2 separate regions of the Homo sapiens genome follow, and region 2 is linked to region 1. A link is an interaction called in ENCODE POLR2A ChIA-PET data of the cell type or tissue named here. Cell type or tissue: Panc1. All regions are shown on one strand. Links, peaks and the distances in the headings refer to the core of each region. The heading gives the core; the rest is flanking DNA.

The links. ChIA-PET counts read pairs that join two places held together with the same protein. Peaks named below come from ENCODE experiments on the same cell type or tissue, not always from the same donor. Only the 100,000 strongest peaks of a DNase experiment are listed, where the experiment ranks them.
Region 2: POLR2A ChIA-PET joins it to region 1 with 11 read pairs; 9 of 35 experiments call an interaction of 5 or more read pairs at or near these places.

The regions. Positions count from the first base shown.
Region 1 is chr20:47,592,488-47,597,871 of GRCh38, forward strand. All of the region lies in intron 2 of NCOA3 (nuclear receptor coactivator 3), which reads left to right. Among named protein-coding and RNA genes, the nearest start is that of NCOA3, 93 kb to the left of the region's middle. In Panc1, for the core only: no CTCF peak of the experiment used is centred there; no DNase peak of the experiment used is centred there.
Region 2 is chr20:47,538,326-47,543,709 of GRCh38, forward strand. The region is part of intron 1 of NCOA3 (nuclear receptor coactivator 3); the gene reads left to right. Among named protein-coding and RNA genes, the nearest start is that of NCOA3, 39 kb to the left of the region's middle. In Panc1, for the core only: no CTCF peak of the experiment used is centred there; a DNase peak (open chromatin) is centred at 2,838.

The DNA of each region.
Region 1 (5,384 bases), core at 144-5,143:
TTCAACAATGAAATACTTTTACCTCTTATTTCATTCCTACAGCCCTGTGTTGGGGTTGATAGAGGCTTCAGAAAAGGTAACAGGTTTATCAAAGTTATATACCTAGTTTGTGGCAGAACTGAAATTAGAACCTAACTTGATTGTTTACAAACTACAGACCATTTTCTTTCCATAATGCCATGATCTTTATCTTCTAATAAGTTGCTGTCAGTTAAAATGTTCATACTGTAACTGGTGTGAGTGGTGGTCCTGGTAGCGGATGCTACTTAATTAACAACATTGTCAAATTGCAGAAAATTGAAGTTCTTCTCATTTAAAAAACGGTTTTCAGTTGAAGAATTTAAGTATCCTGAAGTCAGTAATACCTTGAACTAATCTTTTTAGATGACATTCCTCCAGCAGTGAAAGTATGTCTGTGGTTACTCAACAGAAAAATTTAATTCTAATGACAGACTGTTTTTTTGAGACAGAGTTTTGCTCTTGTTGCCCAGGCTGGAGTGCAGTAGTGTGATCTCCTCTCACTACAATCTCTGCCTCCCAGGTTCAAGCGATTTTCCTGCCTCAGCCTCTCAAGTAGCTCGGGTTACAGGCATCCGCCACCACACCCTGCTAATGTTTTGTATTTTGTAGAGATGGAGTTTCACCATGTTGGCCAGGCTGGTCTTGACCTCCTGACCTCAGGTGATCCACCTGCCTCGGCCTCCCAAAGTGCTGGGACTACAGGCCTGAGCCACTGCACCCGGCCACCACATACGTTTTAAAATCAAGACTTTGGAATCCCAGACTGCGGTATCATTCATTGTCTCGGAAATTAACTCTTTGGAGTACCTCCTCTTGAGTTGATGGATTTTTTTTTTTTTTTTTTTTTTTTTTTTGAGACAGTCTCGCTCTGTTGCCCAGGCTGGAGTGCAGTGGTGCGTCGCGGCTCACTGCAAGCTCCACCTCCCGGGTTCACTCCATTCTCCTGCCTCAGCCTCCGGAGTAGCTGCGACTACAGGCGCCCGCCACCACGCCCGGCTAATTTTTTTTGTATTTTTAGTAGAGATGGGGTTTCACCATGTTAGCCAGGATGGTCTCGATCTCCTGACCTCGTGATCCGCCTGCCTCGGCCTCCCAAAGCGCTAGGATTACAGACGTGAGCCACTGCGCCTGGCCAAGTTGATGGATTTAACTTCATGAAAATTTTTAAACCAGTTTTTGTGTCATCTTAGTTAAAATAAGAACATTATAAAGTTTGGTAAAGGAATGAAAGCATTACTAAGCCAGGATAATTATCAAGTGCCTTTATATAAACATTTTCCTAAAATTCTAGTTTCTAAAGTTCTGTTAGAACCTTATAAGATAATTAGTAGTATGGGAAAAGAATTACTGGCATAAGAATGACATTCTTAGTTGTAGTAACCGTATATTTATATTTCTCCTTCAGTTTATTTTGAAATTAAATTTCTAAAGTTTAAAGGTAAACATTTTAATTATAAATTCTGCATTCATGCCTTCTAATTAAAATATGAACCAAATTCATAGAAATCCTATAAGGCAACGATTACTTAAAAACCAAACAACTTAAGTGAATTGTTTTTAGGTTTGTATTGCCTTATGTATAAAAATCAACATTTGTTGATTTTGCCTTGGATATAACACCTCTCATATTTAAAGCCAGAAAACACATGTTGCCAGATGGGAACTAGGAAGAGTAGTAGTCTCATCTTGGCATCATTTTCTTCATAATGACCAGTTCACTTGTTTTACACATAATCTCAGGTTCTTTCCAGCTTTAATTTTCTATGATTGACGGATCAGATTCTACATTACGGAACCTTTTAGTTACCTGCTAACTGCTGTTACACCACTCAAGATGCGTGATAACCAGTCAGATTAGAAGATGAAAGTCTTGGCCAGGTGCAGTGGCTCATGCCTGTAATCCTAGCACTTTGGGAGGCCTAGGTGGGCAGATCACTTGAGGTCAGGAGTTCGAAACCAGCCTGGCCAACATGATGAGATCTCGTCTCTACTAAAAATACAAAACAATTAGCCTGGCGTGTTGGCAGGCACCTGTAATCCCAGCTACTCAGGAGGCTGAGGCAGGAGAATCCCTTGAACCTGGGAGGTGGAGGTTGCAGTGAGTGGAGATTGTGCCACTGCACTCCAGGCTGGGCGACAGAGCGAGACTCTGTCTCAAAAAAAAAAAAAAAAAAAAAAAAAAAAAAAGAGAAGATGAAAGTCTTCATGATATTGCTGGGCACGGTGGCTCACGCCTGTAATCCCAGCACTTTGGAAGGCTGAGGTGGGCAGAATACCTGATTTTTTTTTTTTTTTTTTTTTGGAGACAGTTTTGCTGTTGCCGCCCAGTCTGGAGCGCAGTACCGCGATCTCAGCTCACTGCAACCTCTGCCTTCCGAGTTCAAGTAATTCTCCTGCCTCAGCCTCCTGAGTAGCTGGGATTACAGGCACCCGCCACCACGACTGGCTAATTTTTGTATTTTTAGTAGAGATGGAATTTTGCCACGCTGGCCAGGCTGGTCTCGATCCCCTGACCTCAGGCAATCCGCCTGCCTTTGCCTCCCAAAGTGATGGGATTACAGGTGTGAGCCACCACGCCCAGCCTTTAAAATGACCTTTTTTTTTTTTTTAAAGACACTCTCACTCTGTCACCCTAGTTGGAGTGCAGCGGCGCCATCTCGGCTCACTGCAACCTCTGCCTGTTGGGTTCAAGCGATTCTGCTGCCTCAGCTCCCTGAGTAGCTGGGACTACAGGCACGTACCACCATGCCCAGCTAATTTTTTATTTTTAGTAGAGATGGGGTTTCACCATGTTGGCCAGGCTGGTCTCAAACTTCTGACCTCAGGTGATCCGCCCGCCTTGGCCTACCAAAGTGTGCTGGGATTACAGGAGTGAGCCACCACGCCTGGCCTTAAAATAATTTTTTACAGGAGATATCTATAGGGATAGGTCAAGAATCTACAGTCCTTGGCTGGCGCTTAACTTGCAAAGGACCGTGATTTATAACTGGTTTTAAATTTTTTAGACTGGTGGGATCTTCCACTTGGTGTGGCTGGAAAAGAGTGATTTATTATTGGAAGTCCAGTAAGGCCAGTTCTATCTAAACTGTTAGAATAGCTGTAAGTGATGTGGCTTTACTGAGATTCCATGAAAAAAATAAAATATTTGATGCCATGACATAAGGCTTTTTTTTTTTTTAATTTTTTGGTGGGATTGGTTAAAAGCTTGGCTCTGAAGTTAGAATGACTTGGATTTAATTTCTAGCTCCACCACTTACTGGATGTATGACTTTGGGTTGAGTTTACCTTTCGATGTCTCAGTGTTTTCAAGTGAAGTAGGGATAATATTGAACTGTACTTTCATCTAGCTCACTATTCTGTGTTTCATAGGGCTGTCAGGAGGATTAAATGGGAGTAATAAGTGGAATGCATTTATCACAATACCTCACTCAGATGTTAGAGCAAGTATTTGTTCACATAGTGATTTTTTACTTTAAACACTAAAATTACACATTATTTTTATATAAATAAAGAGTATATATTATTTGAATTATGAAGTATACTTTGAAGGCTATTCTTGAACCCACTCCTTGAACTGAAGAACGGGACGGTCAGTTCGTATAGTGTACCTGCTCCCTGAATCTTTCTTCCCGAAGTCATCCTGCTTCTATCCTTGAAGTCACAGCTATCTTTGAGTTAATAATTAACTTCATTTAAAAAACTTTGAAAAAGTCTCATTTGGATGTGTCCTTGAACAATGTTTAGTTTTCTTGTTTTTTTTAGCTTTCCAAAAATATAATGGATGTAATGTGGTGGCTTTCTAAATTGTAAGATCCAACCATGTTGTGTATAATTCATTTTTACCATCCCTGTATTGTATTCTTTTGCATGGCTTCATTAGAATTCATTTTTCAAATCTGCAATTGATAAACATTAGAGTTTCTTCTAGCTTTTGAAGTGTGAACAACGTTGCAATGATCATTTTTTGTATCTCGTTTAAAATATTTTTATTGCTCTAAAGTTTTAAACAAACTTGATTTTAACTGCTAATATATTTGCTTTCAATGTGGTGGTACTACTTTAGAAAAAGTAAATTTTCTTTCTTTTTTTAAATTTTAGACAGGGTCTCACACTGTTGCCCAGGCTGAACTGCAGTGCCATGATCTTGGCTTACTGCAGCCTCTGCCGCCCAGTCTCAAGCGATACTCCCACCTCAGCCTCTTGAGTAGCTGGGACTACAGGCGCTTGCCACCACACTTGACTAATTAATATTTTTACATTTTTGGTAGAGATGGGGATTTCAACATGTTGCCCAGGGTGGTCTCGAACTGAGCTCAAGCGATCCACCTGCCTCGGCCTCCTGAAGTGCTGGGATTACAGGTGTGAGGCACCATACTAAGCCAAAAGTAAATTTTCTTACTGAAATGTTTTATACATTGTTTCTTGTTTTATTAGCTAAGTTATTTCATATCACTTTTTATTTATCATAGGATTAGCAATAAGCACTGTAATTTTCCTTAAGTACTTGATTTCAAAAAACCAACTTTATTAAAGCATAATATACATACAAAATATTTACCAACCTTACATTTACAATTTAATGAGTTTTGACAAATGTGACCATCACCACAGTCATGATATAAAACATTTCTACCATTCCCTAAAGTTCTTTGTGCCTCTGTGCAATCAGTCATCTCCACTGGTCCCTAGCAACCAGAAGAAACCTCCAACTGGTCTGCTTTATGTCACTACTGTTTTACCTTTTCTAAAATTTCATGTGAATAGTATTCCCATTTTGTGTGTGTTACACCTTTTATAATTGTCCCACCATTCTTGGATATTCTTTTCTTTTTCATTTTCTCTTTCTTTTTCAGTTTTGGGGAGTTTGTATTGATCTTAAGGCTCTCTGGTCTCCCACTCCTATGTTTGGTCTACTGATGAGCCCATCAAAGGCATTTTGCATTTCTGTTAGTCTTTTTTGATTCTAACCTGTGCTTTTTTTTTTTTTTTTGGGAGGGGGAGATGGAGTTTCGCTCTGTCGCCTAGGCTGGAGTGCAGTGGTGCGATCTCGGCTAACTGTAACCTCTGCCTCCCGGGTTCATGCCATTCTCCTGCCTCAGCCTCCCGAGTAGCTGGGATTACAGGTACTCGCCACCAAGCCCAGCTACTTTTTGTGTTTTTAGTAGAGATAGGGTCTCTCCATATTGTCCAGGCTGGTCTTGAACTCCTGACCTCAGGTGATCCACCGGCCTCGGCCTCCCAAAGTGCTGGGATTACAGGTGTGAGCCACCGCACCTGGCCTAACCTTTCCTTTTGATTCCTCCTTAGAGTTTTTATCTCTCTGCTTACATTACCCATCTCTTCTTGCATGTTGTCTGCTTTCC
Region 2 (5,384 bases), core at 153-5,152, 54 kb before region 1:
GTTAGAAGCGAAGAATAATATTAATTTATTTGGGGTAGAGAGTAGTGGTGAACCTGACTTGTAACATTCTGTTTAAGAGAGTCTGATGTTCCAGTCTGTAACTGCAATTGGAAGAGCTTTGGAAAAATGATTTGTGGACACATAAGATACTTTTTAAAAACATAATTTTCTCTGCCTCCTTAAAGAAGTTTGTGTTTCTTAAATAACCAGCATTATTACTATTCTTTTTTTTTTTTCTTGAGACACCTGTCACCCAGGCTAGAGTGCAGTGGTGTGACCTCAGCTCACTGCAACCTCTGCCTCCCGGGTTCAAGTAATTCTCCTGCCTCAGCCTCCTGAGTAGCTGGGATTACAAGATTACAGGCGTGTGCCACCATGCCAGTCTAATTTTTGTAATTTTAGTAGAGACAGGGTTTCCCCATGTTGGCCAGGCTGGTCTCGAACTCCTGACCTCATGATCCTCCCACCTTGGCCTCCCAAAGTGTTGGGATTTCAGGCGTAAGCCACTGTGCCCAGCCACTATTCTTCTCTTTCAGATGAATCTAAAAGATGTTTAGTTTTCAGAAACTGGAGAAGATGTTATATTCTCACTTTTCCCTGTTAAGTTTCAGCATCTGTTCTGGCTGTTTTACTTTTTCTCAAACCTTTTATTTAGAACAAAAACTTGGATGAATTGATTTCAAGACTTCACTTTGCCTTTGGGTAAGGTTTTCCTTAGTGGTTTGCCTGAGTTGTGTTTTAGTATCTTTCTTGGGTTGCTTAGCTTTTTCAGCCTTTGGGACAATCTGTTGACTTAGTTGTGAATTTTAGCTTTTCATTTCTTGTGCCATAGAATTTGTATGTGCTGCCAGGCATGGTGGCATGTTCCTGTAGTCCCAGCTACTTGATAAGGTGGCTTGATAAGCTACTTGATAAGGTGGTAGGAGGTAGCTTGATCCCAAGAGTTTGAGGCTGCAGTGAGCTCTGGTCATACCATCGTACTATATGTAGCCTGGGTGACAACGATACCCTGTCTCCAGGAAAAAATAAAATAAAAGTTATGCTAATAGAACATAAACTATTTGAGGACTGGGAGGTATCTGTTTTGTTTACTGCTATATCCTTAGTGCTCAGAATGGTGGCAGACACATAGTAGGTACTCAAATATTTGCTGAATAAATTTAGAGTAGCAGTAGCAGGTTTTTATTTATTGAGCACACACTGAATGGCAAAGTGCTAAGCTCTTTGAATGGATTTGGTGGTTTTTCCATTTTATAGCTTGTTTTCTGTTCATATGATAGTTTATGAATGGGTGTGAGGGAGGAAGGAGGAGATGAAGCCAGCGTTGTTGAGGATGCTGCTAGCTATTACCAAATTTCATCAAGTTTAAGATACCATCAATTATAGAACACAACATTATTTTACGTATTACTAGGTCTCAAACTCCTGGCCTCAAGTGATCCGCCTGCCTTGGCCCCCCAAAGTGTTGGGATTACAGGTGTGAGCCACCGCACCCGGCCTATTTTATGTACTACTGGGAAAGAAAATGTAAAACTTTCAAATAAATAATTGGATACTGCCAATAACATGACATATTCTGATTTTAAAGATGTAAAAATATGAACAAACCCCAAAATATTTAAGGGATACTAGTTTTACATAAACTCTCATTTAACAATCATGAAACCTTCTAGAGTTGGATATTACTATCTTCATTTGAGAGAGGAGGAAATTGAAGCTCATGGGTTAATTACATAAGCTCTCCAGTAGAGGATCCAGATTGAGGTCTCTCAGATTTCGGAGGCCATGCCCTTTTTACCACCCTACATTGCCTTAGGAGTCAAGGAAATAAAATAGTACATTGGCCTGTATGTCAACTTTGGCTTGAAGATAGTCAACTTTGGCTTGGAGATACTTAGTTGGCATGGCTTTAAACATTTTCTTTGAAATGGATTTTTCCTATTTTTCCTTAAAATCAAATATCTTGGCTGGGGCGCGGTGGCTTACACTTGTAATCCCAGCACTTTGGGAGGCCGATGAGGGTGGATCATCTGAGGTCAGGAGTTCGAGACCAGCCTGGCTAACATAGTGAAACCCCCCTCTACTAAAAATACAAAAATTAGCTGGGCATGGTGGTGGGTGCCTGTAATCCGGCTACTTGAGAGGCTGAGGAAGGAGAATCGGTTGAACCTAGGAGGTGGAGTTTGCAGTGAGCTGAGACCGCAGGATTGTACTGCAGCCTGGGCAACAAGAGTGAAACTCTTGTCTCAAAAAAAAAAAAAAAATTCAAATATCTTTGTATTTACTCTGTGCTAGCTACTCTGTGGGTCTGTGTGTATACAAAACAATATAAGGTCTTATCTCTTCTTCTCAAGGAATTTATAGTCTGTTTGGGGAGATGAGAACTAAACATGAAAGATAACTAGAGAAGATTTAAATAACATTTCAGAGAATAATGCAAGAGGTTTAACAAGGCAGTGAAGGATTAATTGCCAAATAAATTGTACAAATAATTGCTTTTGGAGTTCAGAGGAAGAAATGATTGTTTGGGGCTGGGGTAATCTAGGGAAGGATGTAAATGAATTCCTGGGAGATATTTTCAGTTAGTGAGATTATTTACTTTACCTTTAAAATCATATTAATGTTTGTTACAAATGGAACTGCAAACTGTTTGAACATGAACTATTGTATCTTAATTTTTTTAAATCTCCATATGAGAGTGCAGGAGCTACTACCCCAGAGAAAAGTAGATCATGCTTTCTACATGTATTTGCTTCTATTGTATCAAGTAGATGGAGAAAGTACTCAGTTTTAGAAGAAAAATCTTTGGGTGAAAAAAAAGAGGAACTCCCTGTCCCTAAATTCCTTCAATGTCACTCTTGCCACGTTTTCAATCAGTTGTACTTTGTGAGTCATTGCCGAGGTCACTTTTTGTGACTTGTAGCATTCATGATTAACTTCTAAAGGGTGGAAACAAGCATTAATCCCCTTTACATCACTAATGTTCTCTCTGTCCCCCCTCCCCCTCCTTTCCCCACTCTCCCCTCCCCCCTCCCCTCCCCTCCCCTCCCCTCCCCTCCCCTCCCCTCCCCTCCCCTCCCCTCCCCTCCCCCCTCCCCTCCCCTCTCCCCTCCCCTCCTTTCTCCTCCCTTCCCCTCTCTCTCCTCAGGCTCAAAGGATCCTCCCACCTCAGTCTCCTGAGTAGTTGGGACCACAGGTGTGTGTCACTGTGCCCGTTTAATTTTTAAATTTTTTTGTAGAGATGGGGCCTTTCTATGTTGTTGCTCAGGCTGGTCTCGAACTCCTGGCCTCAAGTTACCCTCCTGCCCTCAAGTTACCCTCCTGCCTTGCAAGGCCTCCCAAAGTACTGGGATTCCAGGCAATACTCCTTCATACCGTTTTGAAGCAAATACTAGACATTATATAATTTCCTTAAGTATCTATAAAAGATACAACTGTCTTTCATAAAAAGCAAACTCTACATTATTACATCTAGAAAACCTGCATTAATTTCTTAGTAGCATCAAATACACAGTCACTTCAGTTTTCTAGTTCTCCTCATTTTTTAATTTGTTGGAATCAGATTCAAACAAGATGCAGACATTGCAATTTGGTTTTTATGCGACCTAAGTTTCTGTTAATATAGGTTTTCTCTTCATCTCTTTTTTCCTTCCAATTTATCAAATTATTTTTTGCCCTGTAGAGTTTTTTTTTTTTTTTTTTTTTGTTGTTGTTGTTGTTGGAGGGACAGAGACTTATTCTGTCACCCAGGCTGGAGTGCAATGCTGTGATCATAGCTTATTGTAGTCTCAAACTCGTTGGCTCAAGCGATCCTCCCACCTCAGCCTCCCAAGTAGCTGGGATTAAAGGTGCACACCACCATGCCAGCTACATTAAAATTTTTTTTTTTTTTTGGTGGAAAAGGGGCTCTTGCTATGTTACTCAGGCTGGTCTGGAACTCCTGGCCTCAAGTGATTGTCCTGTCTTGGCCTCCTAAAGTGCTGGGATTACAGGCACAAGTAACCGTGCCCGGCTTCCTGTAGAGTTTCTTATTGTCTGGATTTTGCAAAGTATGTCTTTGTGGTGGTTTTTCAGTGTGTCCTCTGTCCTCTCTCTCTCTATTTTTAAAATGGTAGTTAGCTTTCAAGTCTTGATCAGTTTCTGGTTCAGTTATTTTTTACAAGCATATTCATTATCTGTTGCTGTGTAACAAATTATCTCCAAACTTGACATCTTAAACCAGCATTTATTGGTCCCAGCACCTCAGGAAACTGAGGTGGGAGGACTGCTTAAGCCTGGAAGTTTGAGGCTGCAGTGAGCTGTGATTGCACCTGTGAATAGGCAATTCCTAGGCAAGACCCTCTCTCTAAAAATTGGCCAGGCATGGTGGCTCATGCCTATAGTCCCAGCGCTTTGGGAAGCCCAGGCGGGTGGATCATTTGAGCCCCGGAGTTTGAGACCAGCCTGGGCAACATGGCGAAACCCCATCTATACAAACAATACAAAAATTATCCGGGCATGGTGGCACATACCTGTTGTCCCAGCTACTTGGGAGGCTGAGGCAGGAGGGAGGATGTCTTGAGCTGGGACGTGGAGGTTGCAGTTGGCTGAGAACACACCACTGTACTCCAGTCTGGGTGACAGCAAGACTCTGTTTCAAAACAAAGCAAAATAAACCTCCCAAACTCCTTAGTATTTATTATCTTCCACAGTTTCTGAAGGTTAGGACTCTGGGAGTAGCCTAGCTGGGGAGTTGTGGTTTTAGTACTCTTAATGGGTTGCAGTCATCTGAAGGTTTAACAAAGGCTGGAGGATTTGCTTCCGAGGTGGCTTACTCAGTGACCATTGGTGGGAGGTCTCAGTTTCTGCCTGAGTGTCCTAAAGCTACTGCCAGAGCTAGTGATCAGAGAGAAGGAGAAAAGGAGGAGGGAATTTGAAATGCCTTTGTGACCTCAGAAGTGACAGCTTGTCACTTTTCTTTTGGTCACATAGACCAACTTTGATACAGTATGGGAGGGGACTGCTTAAGTTCATGAATACCTAGAGATGGGTGTCACTGGGGATGTCATCTTGGTGCTGGCTACTACAGTGAGACTACTTCCCAGGGAGTGTGGTTTATCAGAAGACACATGACGTCTGTTTTTCTTTGAGTTGTTAATATTAGCAGATACTATAAAGAAAAACTTTTTCTTTCTTTCTTCTTCTTCTTTTTTTTTTTTCCTTTGGAGAGAGTCTTGCTCTGTTGCCCAGGCTGGAGTGCAATGGTGGGATCTCGGCTCACCGCAACCTCCACCTCCTGGGTTCAAGTGATTCTCCTGCCTCAGCCTCCCGAGTAGCTGGGACTACTGGTGCGCACCACCACGCCTGGCTCAGTTTTGTGCTTTTAGTGTAGACGGGGTTTCACC